Regions from separate parts of the Homo sapiens genome. Here region 2 is linked to region 1. A link is an interaction called in ENCODE POLR2A ChIA-PET data of the cell type or tissue named here. Cell type or tissue: Panc1. All regions are shown on one strand. Links, peaks and the distances in the headings refer to the core of each region. The heading gives the core; the rest is flanking DNA.

The links. ChIA-PET counts read pairs that join two places held together with the same protein. Peaks named below come from ENCODE experiments on the same cell type or tissue, not always from the same donor. Only the 100,000 strongest peaks of a DNase experiment are listed, where the experiment ranks them.
Region 2: POLR2A ChIA-PET joins it to region 1 with 7 read pairs; 4 of 35 experiments call an interaction of 5 or more read pairs at or near these places.

The regions. Positions count from the first base shown.
Region 1 is chr4:25,854,778-25,860,154 of GRCh38, reverse strand. The region is part of intron 1 of SEL1L3 (SEL1L family member 3); the gene reads left to right. Among named protein-coding and RNA genes, the nearest start is that of SEL1L3, 5.5 kb to the left of the region's middle. In Panc1, for the core only: a CTCF peak has its summit at 2,586; no DNase peak of the experiment used is centred there.
Region 2 is chr4:26,019,064-26,024,440 of GRCh38, reverse strand. It overlaps LOC124900689 (a long non-coding RNA gene), which reads right to left and starts at 3,244. Exons shown (of 2, transcript XR_007058093.1): 1 at 3,034-3,244. In Panc1, for the core only: no CTCF peak of the experiment used is centred there; DNase peaks (open chromatin) are centred at 1,960 and 2,405; H3K4me3 peaks cover 1,401 bases; H3K27me3 peaks cover 539 bases.

The DNA.
Region 1 (5,377 bases), core at 317-5,316:
CCCTCTGAGGTAGGAGCTACTATAATCTCCATTTAGATGAGATAACAGAGACTCAGAGAGGTTAAGTTAGTTGCCCCAGGCCATACAGTCTGAGATTGAAACCCAAATCTGTCTCCCTCCAGAGCCCCAGCTCTAAACCACACTAGCTTATTGTCTTCTGGATTTTGCTGCTTGTAACTCATTCTTCATCGATGTACGGGCCATTAGCAGAGCTCTAGCAATTAGCAGCTACTGTGCAATTGGCCAGGATGTGAGGTCATGTCTAAAGTAATCTAAAATATACAAAGCAGGAAGCGCAGGCCACAGAATAGAAGCAGGATGTTAAAGTGGGGAAGAAAGGTAAAGCCAGAAAATATTTGCCATCGTTAATGAAGAGATAAAGGTTTGGGGTTTTTATGTAGTCCAGAGGCAGCTGGTAGAGTTTAGCATTTGAGTTTGGATGAATGTGCATACAAGTGTACAGCAAATGTGCCTTGGAATGCATTCCAAAGCCAAATTGCCTATGATTTGGGGACCAGTTCCTGTTTTGTGTTATCTTCACCTATTTGCCTGTTCACAAGGGCTGGAGGTTGAGAGCAGCTTCTGAATAGATGCCTTTAAGCACCTGCCCTCACAGGGAGCATGCTTCCTGGAGTCAGGGTCCTGAGGAGTGGGTGCCTTCCGTCTCCATAGGCTGGGACGGAGTAACCTTCAGTATCAGCTCAAAAAGAGTACTGTGTCTGTAGCTAGGATACTGCCAAAGCATGAATAATTGTGATGAGGGCTGAAAGATAAGTCACGGAACGATGCCAAACAGATTTCTGAAAAGATGATCCCTGGTTCCAGTGGCTGCCAGAAAATTCTGAGGTCACCAAAGGCCAAGATGCAGAGAGCCTCCTCAGAGAGGGAGAGGGCCTCGAAAGCAAAAGATAATGAAATTGCTTCCACTGAGGTCGCGGGTGCTGAGTACTGTGCCCCACGCAGAACTTTCCCTGCCCAACGGGCCTTCTTGCTATTTTCTTACACCATTAACTCTTACCTTCTTCCAACTTGGCTAGAACCAGCCTGAGGCTGCCCCAGCTCTCTATCTGTGATAATGGCACTTCCAGAAAACAATTTTGTTCGTTCTAAGCTCTGGTCTCCAAAGTATAATATTTTCTTATATGAAAAGATAAATCTCAGGATGGCCAGTATTGATGTCAGCTGTCAGTTGAAATGTTCGGAGTGGATAGCTGCACTTGTTAGACAATCAGACTGAGGACAAAGAAGTAAGAGGACATTAACAGCACAGAGGCTGGGCGCGGTGTCTTACGCCTGTAATCACAGCACTTTGGGAGGCCGAAGCAGGCGGATCACGAGGTCAGGAGATCGAGACCATCCTGGCCAACATGGTGAAACCCCATCTCTACTAATAATACAAAAATTAGCTGGGTGTGGTGGCGTGCACCTATAATCCCAGCTACTTGGGAGGCTGAGACAGGAGAATTGCTTGAACCCAGGAGGGAGAGGTTACAGTGAGCTGAGATCGCGCCGCTGCACTCCAGCCTGGCGACAGAGTGAGACTCTGTCTCAAAACAAACAAACAAACAAACAAACAAAAAAATCAAAAAAAACAAAAACAAAACAACAACAACAAAAAAACAGAACAGATACATGTGGGACAGTTAGCAGACAGCGGCTGTGACAGAGCCTTGTACAGGATTCCCTGTAAGTGGCCACACACCCTCGGTCATCCATCTAAGAGTATTCATTAACCCCTCACTATGTGTGCAATGCAGAGCATGAGAAGATCAAAACGAGGTAAAGAGATCTGCAGTTATCTAGCTTGAGGGAGAGGTATTATGAATATTTGAAAATAGAGATCATCCCCAAACCTCACATCAACCAATAGCTTCCATATTCATCCTGACTGGAGCTCCTAAAATTTCCCAAGCCATGGTGTTGGCCTCTTGCCTTCTATTTCTTCTGGCTGCCTGTTGGCAAAAGCGTCAGAGCTAGAGGACAGGTAGGAGAGAATAACCCAGGCAATTCGCTGGAAACATGGATAGACTGGAGTAGACCGTAAATAGCCTAAAGTGAATTCAGTTACCCTGTTTAATGGCTCATGCCATTCCCCTGAGAAAGGAGCCGAGGGGCAGGAGGCGTGTTCGGCCCATGAGGAATGGCTGATGGGATTCTGCCTTGGCAGGCCTTGTTTCCAGTCTCTACCTGGAGAAGGGCTTAGTTATACTGGGGAGCTGGCTGAGTCTGGTGTTTGTGTGTTTGTGGTTAAGGCAATATCTGTCTCCTCCAAACTCAAGGCATGCCGGCATAATGGCATTTTAGCCCCAACCCTTTCAAGATGGGAATAAGGAAAGTCATGAGATTCCCCAACCCTGTAGCCAGAAAGCGGTGACAGGTGTATAAAGGCAAGGACGTGAGTTGAGGGCATCATCTTTGGGTGTTGTTAGAAGACAAGAGGCACACCTTCCCTGGCTTTGGAGTCAGCCAATGTGGATTTGAATTTTGGTTCTGCTTTTTGGTAGCTGGTTGACCTTGGGCAAGTTACTTACCCTCTCTGAAGGCATTCCATTGCCTCAGCTGTAACAGTGGGATGCTGTCTCCCTCTGTGGGTTGTTGTGAGGATTGGGTTAGAAGTGAGAAGTTCTATGAGGTCCCATGTGAGAGGTGGAGGTTAGAAGTCAGAGAGAGAAAAAGGTTTAACACACCCATCCCAGTGCTCAGTACACAGTAGGTACTCAATGAAATAAGAGCAAACCAAGCTTAGGTAGCTTTGTGTGATGTAAGTTGGGAAGAAACAGCATATTAAATAGTATGGGGGAGAATCTTACACAACCAGGAATATTGATCATGACTGTGATGGTGTGGCTCTGGCCAGCTCTCAGGTTTAGGAGGGAATAATACTCAACTGGGAAGTTCTTCCCTAAGCACATGCTGATTTTGAAGTCTGTATTGACATCATCATCCATTTTGCTTAATTGCATGCTTTGTTGACCTAAACAGAATTTTTGCTTATATCTAGTAGACAGAAATTACAAAAATAGGCCCTTTAAGGCAAGACACTTACCTTTTTGATCTAGGGAAAATGTGATCCAGCCAGTTTGAAGAGAAAGCCCTCATGAGCCACAGTTTTCTTAGAAGAATGGGGCAGAAAGGTCAGGAATGAGAAAAACAGTTATTGTTTTCTTGTCATACCCACCCACAGACATGTGTACATGCCAATGAACTTCCCGTAGCAAGATGTGGATGATTTAAAGTTTCCCAATCTCTCTGTTCCTTCCTTAAATACCAAGTGGAGACCAGATAGAGAACAAAGCCAAGTTTTCTCAGCTCTTTGAGCAAGGGAGGGTTATTTGAATAGCATCTCTTCTTATTGATTTTCTTAAAGGAATCAAATGCAGTTATCCTAAAAGAAGTTTAGGTCATATTGATAGTTTTATTTTTCCATCCAGAATATACATAAATTCATCTGTTTCTTGATTCCCAGGCTGAGTTCAATGCATTTAGATCTCCTATTTGGGGTCTTCTATCATGAACACACATTAACTGGCCCATTTCTTTGTTTTTTTTTTTTTTTTTTTTAATTACAATACATGCACATTTACACAAAAGCAAGAGAATCTGTGTTTTGTGACTGTGCATGACGTTGTCAAATTTGACTTTGATGAGGGCTCACATCTGGTATAAACATATTTGAGGGCTCAAGCATTTTTCAGGGCCCAGCTCTGTTGCGTGCAAAATGGATCAGTATGTTGCTTTCAAGGTGGAACATCTATTGTAGCTGCCTAAACCACATAATTTGAGGGGCACAGATGCCCCTCTTCACCCCAAATATCTTGCTTAGAGTTGCGGTGCATTTAGACTGTGCTTTTAAGGCATTATCTCCACAAAGCTGGTGTAGAAATACAGATACGTGACCTTACCTCAGTATTTTTTCATTATCACAGTAACATGGATGAACTTGCCAGATGAACAGGAATTCAGCAGAGGGTCGAGGGATGAGAAATCTTAAAAATTTAATTTGTATTTTTGGTGTGGAGAAATGGAAACGGTCTAGAATGTAGGGCAGTTGTCTGAAAAGGTCTAGAGGGACCAAATAGCTGGGAGAAGTTTGCCCCAAATGGTTAAGGTGGGTGCCAAGGTGCCACCTTCTCTGACCTCACAGTTCCCCAGCTCAGCTCTGATCCCCAGGGACCAATGAGGTGCCAAAGGGTAAGGGCTCTTTGGAAGGAATTAACGAGGCTGGGAGAAAAATAGAGAAATGATGGGGGCCCCTTACAAGAGAACTTACGAGTATAAGAAGAAGGCAGTGGGGACTCAAAACTGATCAAGTCATTTGGTTTATATGCAAGTGCCCTCAGGGCCACTGAGGCACCTGGCAGAAATGCCCATGCCCAGTGCTTTTTTTTTTTCCTGAGACGGAATCTCGCTCTGTTGTCCAGGCTGGAGTGCAGTGGCACAATCTCGGCTCACTGCAACCTCCACCTCCCAGTTTCAAGTGATTCTCCTGCTTTAGCCTCCCAGGTAGCTGGGATTACCGGTGCCCGCCACCACACCTGGCTAACTTTTTTTTTGTATTTTTAGCAGAGACAAGGTTTCACCTTGTTGACCAGGCTGGTCTCAAACTCCTGACCTCAGGTGATCCACCCGCCTCGGCCTCCCAAAGTGCTGGGATTACAGGCATGAGCCACCGTGCCCAGCCCCAGTGCTTTATTTCAGCAAGAAACACTTACTAAATTCTTACTGTGTGTCAGACTCTATCTTAGAAGCTGGAAACATAACAATGACATGGACTCTGAACTCATAATTTCTAAACAAAGGAACATGCAGATAAATTTTTAGCTTGTGTTAATGCAACCTGGCATGTGAAAATACCTATGAAGGCTGGACACGTGTCATGCCTGTAGCTGGAACTCTTCAAGTTAATTGCCTTATTTTCCTGGCAGGAAACAGCTTATAACCACACACATGACTTGAGCCAGGAAGTCAGCTTCAGCTTAATCAATATTTAGAGTGTGATGTGTTGCTAATCAGTGTTGGTTTTGTGCATAGGAAAGGTAGCCACGACTCGTGGTGAATCAGCTGCCCACAGGTCTGCTACAAGCCACCGGATGCCAGCTTCCTTCATTGCATGGGTGCCTCAAAGCACCTTCTTGAAGGGTTTAGACCATGTTCTGCACAGGCCATGCAGGGTGATTTTGAGGCCCTCTTTGGGGCCAACACACCCTCATTAACTTAAGGAAACATTGCCCCACCCCGAAGTTTCTCTTCTCTTGTACTCCAGCTGTCATTCAAGCTTCTCCTACTTGTCAAACAATCCATCTCAGTCCTTAAAATTTGATCTCTTTGCCTAGCTTAACTTCATGTTATCCTCTGACTTAGATCTTTTCTGAAAGAA
Region 2 (5,377 bases), core at 55-5,054, 160 kb before region 1:
TAATCAAAAGCATACCTCATTGCCCTGGCTATGCAACATAGTATGGCCTTCTAGATCCTACGATCTCACCTTTGCTCACCGCCAGCTTTAACCGTCACCATCCCTACTCGCCACTTACTAGCAAGCAGCCCAGGAATATTTGCTAAATAAATCAATAGACAACAAACTGAGAGTTGAACTCAAACCTTTTGCTTTCTAGCCCTGTTGTTTCAACTAGTGCAGTCCACTTCCCTGCCTCAGCAGGCACGGTGGAGTAAGGACTGCACAGTCTTTTTCTGATGACTGGTCCTTTCCTTATGTCATCTTAGGGTATAGAAGACTCCATAGACATGGCTGGTGCCCTTCCCAAATCCCCTCAGCCTACCCTGGAAGTGGCCTCTGGAAAGTTCTACATCTCTTCTGCCTGAAGATGTTCCCTGATTGGCAGTGTACTTGGAAGTGCCCAGGAGTTAAGATGCCAAGATAAACCCTCAACCATTAAGAGCCAGCTTCCTTGTCCCTCAGTGGGACAATCACGGGCATATTCCACTGTTCCTCCTCTTAGAGGGTCCCCAGCAGGATTGAGGTCCAGTCGCTCAGGGTCATCTCCCCACTGAGTTGCTTCCTGGGCTCGCCGCTCGACTAAACTGTTTGCACTCAAATCCTTATCTCAGTGTCTGCTGAGATGACACAGGGCCATTATTCCAATCACTGCCTGTGCTGACACAGCAGTGTAGGTGTGGAAGGTGCAAGATTGGACCGATTTTTTCTTTGACCCCAGGATACAGTTCTGGAAGACAGTGGTTTGGGGAAAAAAAAGACATTCCTGAAATATGTGAATTCTGACAGAATAAATCTTTCTCCTAAAAGTTTCAGATGCGTCAGCCTCTATGCTGCAACACTGAAAGAGGAGCGTCTTAAAAGCAGAAGAGTTGAGGGGCAAATTCAGAGGGAGAGGAGCATTGAAAAATGCAATCTTGGCTACCAGACGTTTTGCTGGAGTGAATAACATAGGAAAGTGCTTCTCTGGCTAATGCATTGGTCAGTGTCTTCCGTTTCACGTGGTCTGTGAGCTAGGGAGGCTGTCAGAGACTCTTAGGCTGTGACCAGCTTCCAGGGAGCTTAGGAAACCTGCTTCTGGTGCCTATATAGATCCTGAGTATTTGAACACAGCTGGGACCACTTCAGGCTGTCCCTATTCTCTGATTCATCAATGCAGAGGCAGGGATACTGGAAAGAAGTCTCATCTCCAAGAAAGGAGACCAGAGTGGTCTTCATCATTGCCTGGTTTGCATCCTGCTCATCCTGGGGAGAAAGACTACTGCTCAACCTCTCCCTAGACCCTTCCCAGGGCCCTGGAAGCTGGGTCAACTGGCCAGAAGCAAACCATTCCTGCAGGAGACACCACCCTTAGGGGTAGGAGCTCAGCCAGATGCTTGGCAGCTTCCCAGATTGTAAATATCTCTGCATTTTATAGGAGGCTTCAGACTCCAAATTATAGCGATGAAAAAGGAGAATCTTGAAAGCAGAACAGTTTATACACAGATCCAGATAGAGAGGAAAGGAGAGTCCACCTCTGGACTTGGTTGTCTGGTGAAAGGGAGGCAGACTCGTGAAGAGGTTTCCAGAGATGACGGAAGTATGCAGATGGTAAAGCCATCAGGGAGAGGCAGTGCCGGGATCAGCACAATGGGTGCCCTTGTGCACTGTTTGGGGATTTTTGTGTTTGTATGTTTGCAATCCCTGTCCCCCCTACAACCCCAAGCTGGGATCTGCTAAGAAAAAGAACCTGGCTTGCAGCAGCATTCTTCAGCTCCACTTGAAAGTTTGAAAAACCCCTGGATAGGAAAATAACCTCAGGGAGCCAAGTCTTTCTGCACTTGGCGAAGCCCTAGACCTAAAATACACATATGAACACTTCACTTTGAAAGGCCTGCAGTATTCATATCTGAGTCATCTGAAAACAAATAAAAAGAGACCTAAACAAACAAACCTAATTGTGCACGGAAACACAGCCAGGTTTCCAGCCTGGCTTCTCCTCTGTTTTTATTAGTCAAGAGCCAATATATGAGGCTTTCGTGGCATCCAAAACAAGCAAAAATATTAAAAACAAATTGCCAAGGCTTCTCCCTCTTCCCTCCTTCCTTTATGATGCACTGCACAAGCCAAGTTCTCGACTTTTCTGCATTGGCTTTCGAACCTCTTTCATTTAGTCCTGATAGACAGCTGCCTGCTTACCCGGCTGTCCAGGGGAAACAGCAACCCTGGGTGACGGTGACATCCGTAAACATCAGCACTTACTGGACACTTTGATGAAATTTAAGGAGATGTGTTTCAGGTCTTGAAATGTTATTGTTTTTACCATTAATCAAGGCAACCGGTTTGAGAACTAAGCCTGCCGACCCGAGTTCACTTAGGACAGACCTGCTCATTGCCCTCTGCCAGCATCCTACCAGCTGCCTTTCTTTTCTTCTTCTTATTTATTTCACCATTACATACACATTCCACTGTAACAGGCATCCTTTGCTGTTGCCAAACCATTTTCCTTTCTGGTAATATCATCCTTTTTTTTTTTTTTTAAAGTCCATGTAGTTTGGTTGGAGTCTGCCTTAACCCACCCTGCTTCAGGAGTGTGTGATCAAGGCCTGGCCAATTGGAGGCACCCATATTGGTGTAGGGATGGACACTAAATCCAATTTGGGCTATTGAGATGCAAACCTGGAACTTTTAAAAAGACTTCTGGGAAAGAAGCACACATTCCCCCAGGGATGTGTCTAGCTGGCAGAATGTAAGTCTGGGGCTGCTGGTGGTCATGTTGAACCAGAGATGAGTGAGGGAGAGGGATAAGAACTCATATGACATCATCTGAGCACCTGGATCCAGCCATGACTGAAGACTGATCTATCTTGGACTTTTCTATAATACAAATAAAACCCCCATTTTGTTTAAGCCACTTGTAGTTGAGTTGCTCTATCTTGCAACTGAAAGAGTCCACACACACACACACACACACACACATACACAAGCACCCCTTCAAATGACATGTGTACTTACATTTTTTTGCAACTTCCAACTGGACTACTACTCTTTCTTTTAACTTCTGGGGATTATCTTCTCAAAAGGAAGATTTTTGTTTGCTTGTTTGTTTTCGGTGAAATGCAATTTCAGTGAAATGTCACAGAGAAGTCCAGAAGATCATCTACTTTAGTCCTGAATCCTGGGAGAAAAATTGCCTCTGTCCCTTGCAGTGTGGTAAAAGATGAATGAATTCTCTCACCTAGCTTGCTTTTGATACGAAGAACAAAATAATGTAGTCATGACTGAGGAATTTCTTTGCACTCCACGGCTTGTTCTGATTCCAGGCATCCTACTCTGTGAGGCCAAAGGGACATCTGAGTGCCGAGATTAGTCTAGATCGAAAGCATGTGAAAGGCAACAACAACATCCCTGCCAAACAAAACCAAGGTAATAAATGACATACAGACATTTGGGGGGAACAATGGAAACTGTACGGCCACTGTTTTTTCTTTCTTGTTCTATGTGCCGTGAATAGGTGAAGGCTTGGCCTGTTTTATCCTCCTGTTAGCTAACTAGAAAAGGCACTTATGGTAATGTTACCAGAAGAGGTCCCAGTGTAGACCCCAAAAGAGGGTTCCTGAACAAATTTGGGAGCTGGGTGCAGTGGCTAATGCCTGTAATCCCAGCACTTTGGGAGGCCAAGGTGGGCAGATAACTTCAGTCCAGGATTTCAAGACCAGCCTGGCCAACATGACCCGTCTCCACTAAAGATACAAAAATTAGCCAGGAGTGGCAGTGGGCGCCTGTAACCGCAGCTACTTGGGAGGCTGAGGCAGGGAGAATTGCTTGAACCTGGAGGTGGAGGTTGCAGTGAGCCGAGATCACGACACTGTGCTCCAGCCTAGGCGACAGCAAGATTTCATCTCAAAAAAAAAAAAAAAAAGAAAGAATTTGGGGCGGGTCCATAGAGTAAAGTGAAAGCACGTTTATTAAGAAAGCAAACAGATAATGGCTACTCCATAGGCAGAGCAGTGGTGTGGGCTGCTTGACTGAGTATACTTATGGTTATTTCTTCATTATATACTAAACAAGGGGTGGATTACTCATGAGTTTTCTGGGGAAGGAGTGGGCAAGTCCTGGAACTGAGTGTTCTTCTCCGTTTTAGACCATATAGGGTAACTTCCTGATGTTGCCATGGCATTTGTAAACTGTCGTGACATTCGTGGGTGTGTCTTTTGCTTGCTAAGGCATTATAATTGGCATATAATAAGCAGTGAGGACAACCAGAGGTCATTTTTGTCACTGCACTCCAGCCTGGGCAACAGATTGAGACCCTGCCTCAAAAAAAAAAAAAAAAAAAAAAATTAGTCCTTCCTGTTGCTCTTGCACAAAATTCAACATGCTTGATTTTAGACATAGTTGTAAACGGAAGAAGATGGAGAAAATTTTTACTCCAAAACATCTTCTTGGGGAGAACGCTGGAATAAACAATTTGATAAATTGTTTTGGGTGACAGGAGGCAAGAGATAAGATCTCAAAGTGCCTGATTGAATAGCACAAGATGGTTCCAACCCTGACTTCTAAGCAGGGTGGATCTAATTTTGTAAATTGGAGAAGAAATGTTTTGATGTGGGGGAGCCAGGAGAGAGCTGCTTTGCTTTGCATAACAGAGAGGAGAGGGGTGTACTTCTGAAGGAGGTTCTGGGAAGGGGAGAGAGGGAACTATTGAAGGTGGGGCTCCTCCAAGAGAGAGTTCGGACACCTTTACTTTGGAAGAACAGAAACATCTGACTGGTTGTTTGACCCGATGGCCCATTGATGTGCTGGGTACCATATTACCTTTTCTTGTTTCCCCTGCGAAGCTGCCCATAAAGTCTATATTGCTTACAGACACATTTGTCTGATGCGGAACTCTAAAGAGAAGGATTTCTGTGTGCAAGTTGAAACGGGCAAAAGCAGAGAAAACACATGCAAATACAAATCTGAAGTTCAAGTTGACTTCTGGGTTCTATTTACCTGCATGCCCCTCCCAGTGGATGATAAAACTCCTGGGAGTAAGGGTCTATTTTTGCTTGTTTCAAAATTCATTGCACCTGGTACAATGCCTGGCATGTAGCAGACACCCAGCACCTCTATGATGAATACATGAATGAATGAATTAATCTCTAGGAGAAATCAATGAATTAATGGCATGACTTGCAGGGAAACATCTGCAACAAACATGGCTCTGGGCTGGCCTTGACAAATGAAGACGCCCAGAGAATTTCACCCCAAAATATGGCATCCTGGTATGATGAATATTTCAAATTCAAGGCCATTGGAGACCAGTGGATGCTGGAGGAGGCTTTTCCCTTAGCTGCATGAAGACTTGACCCACCAA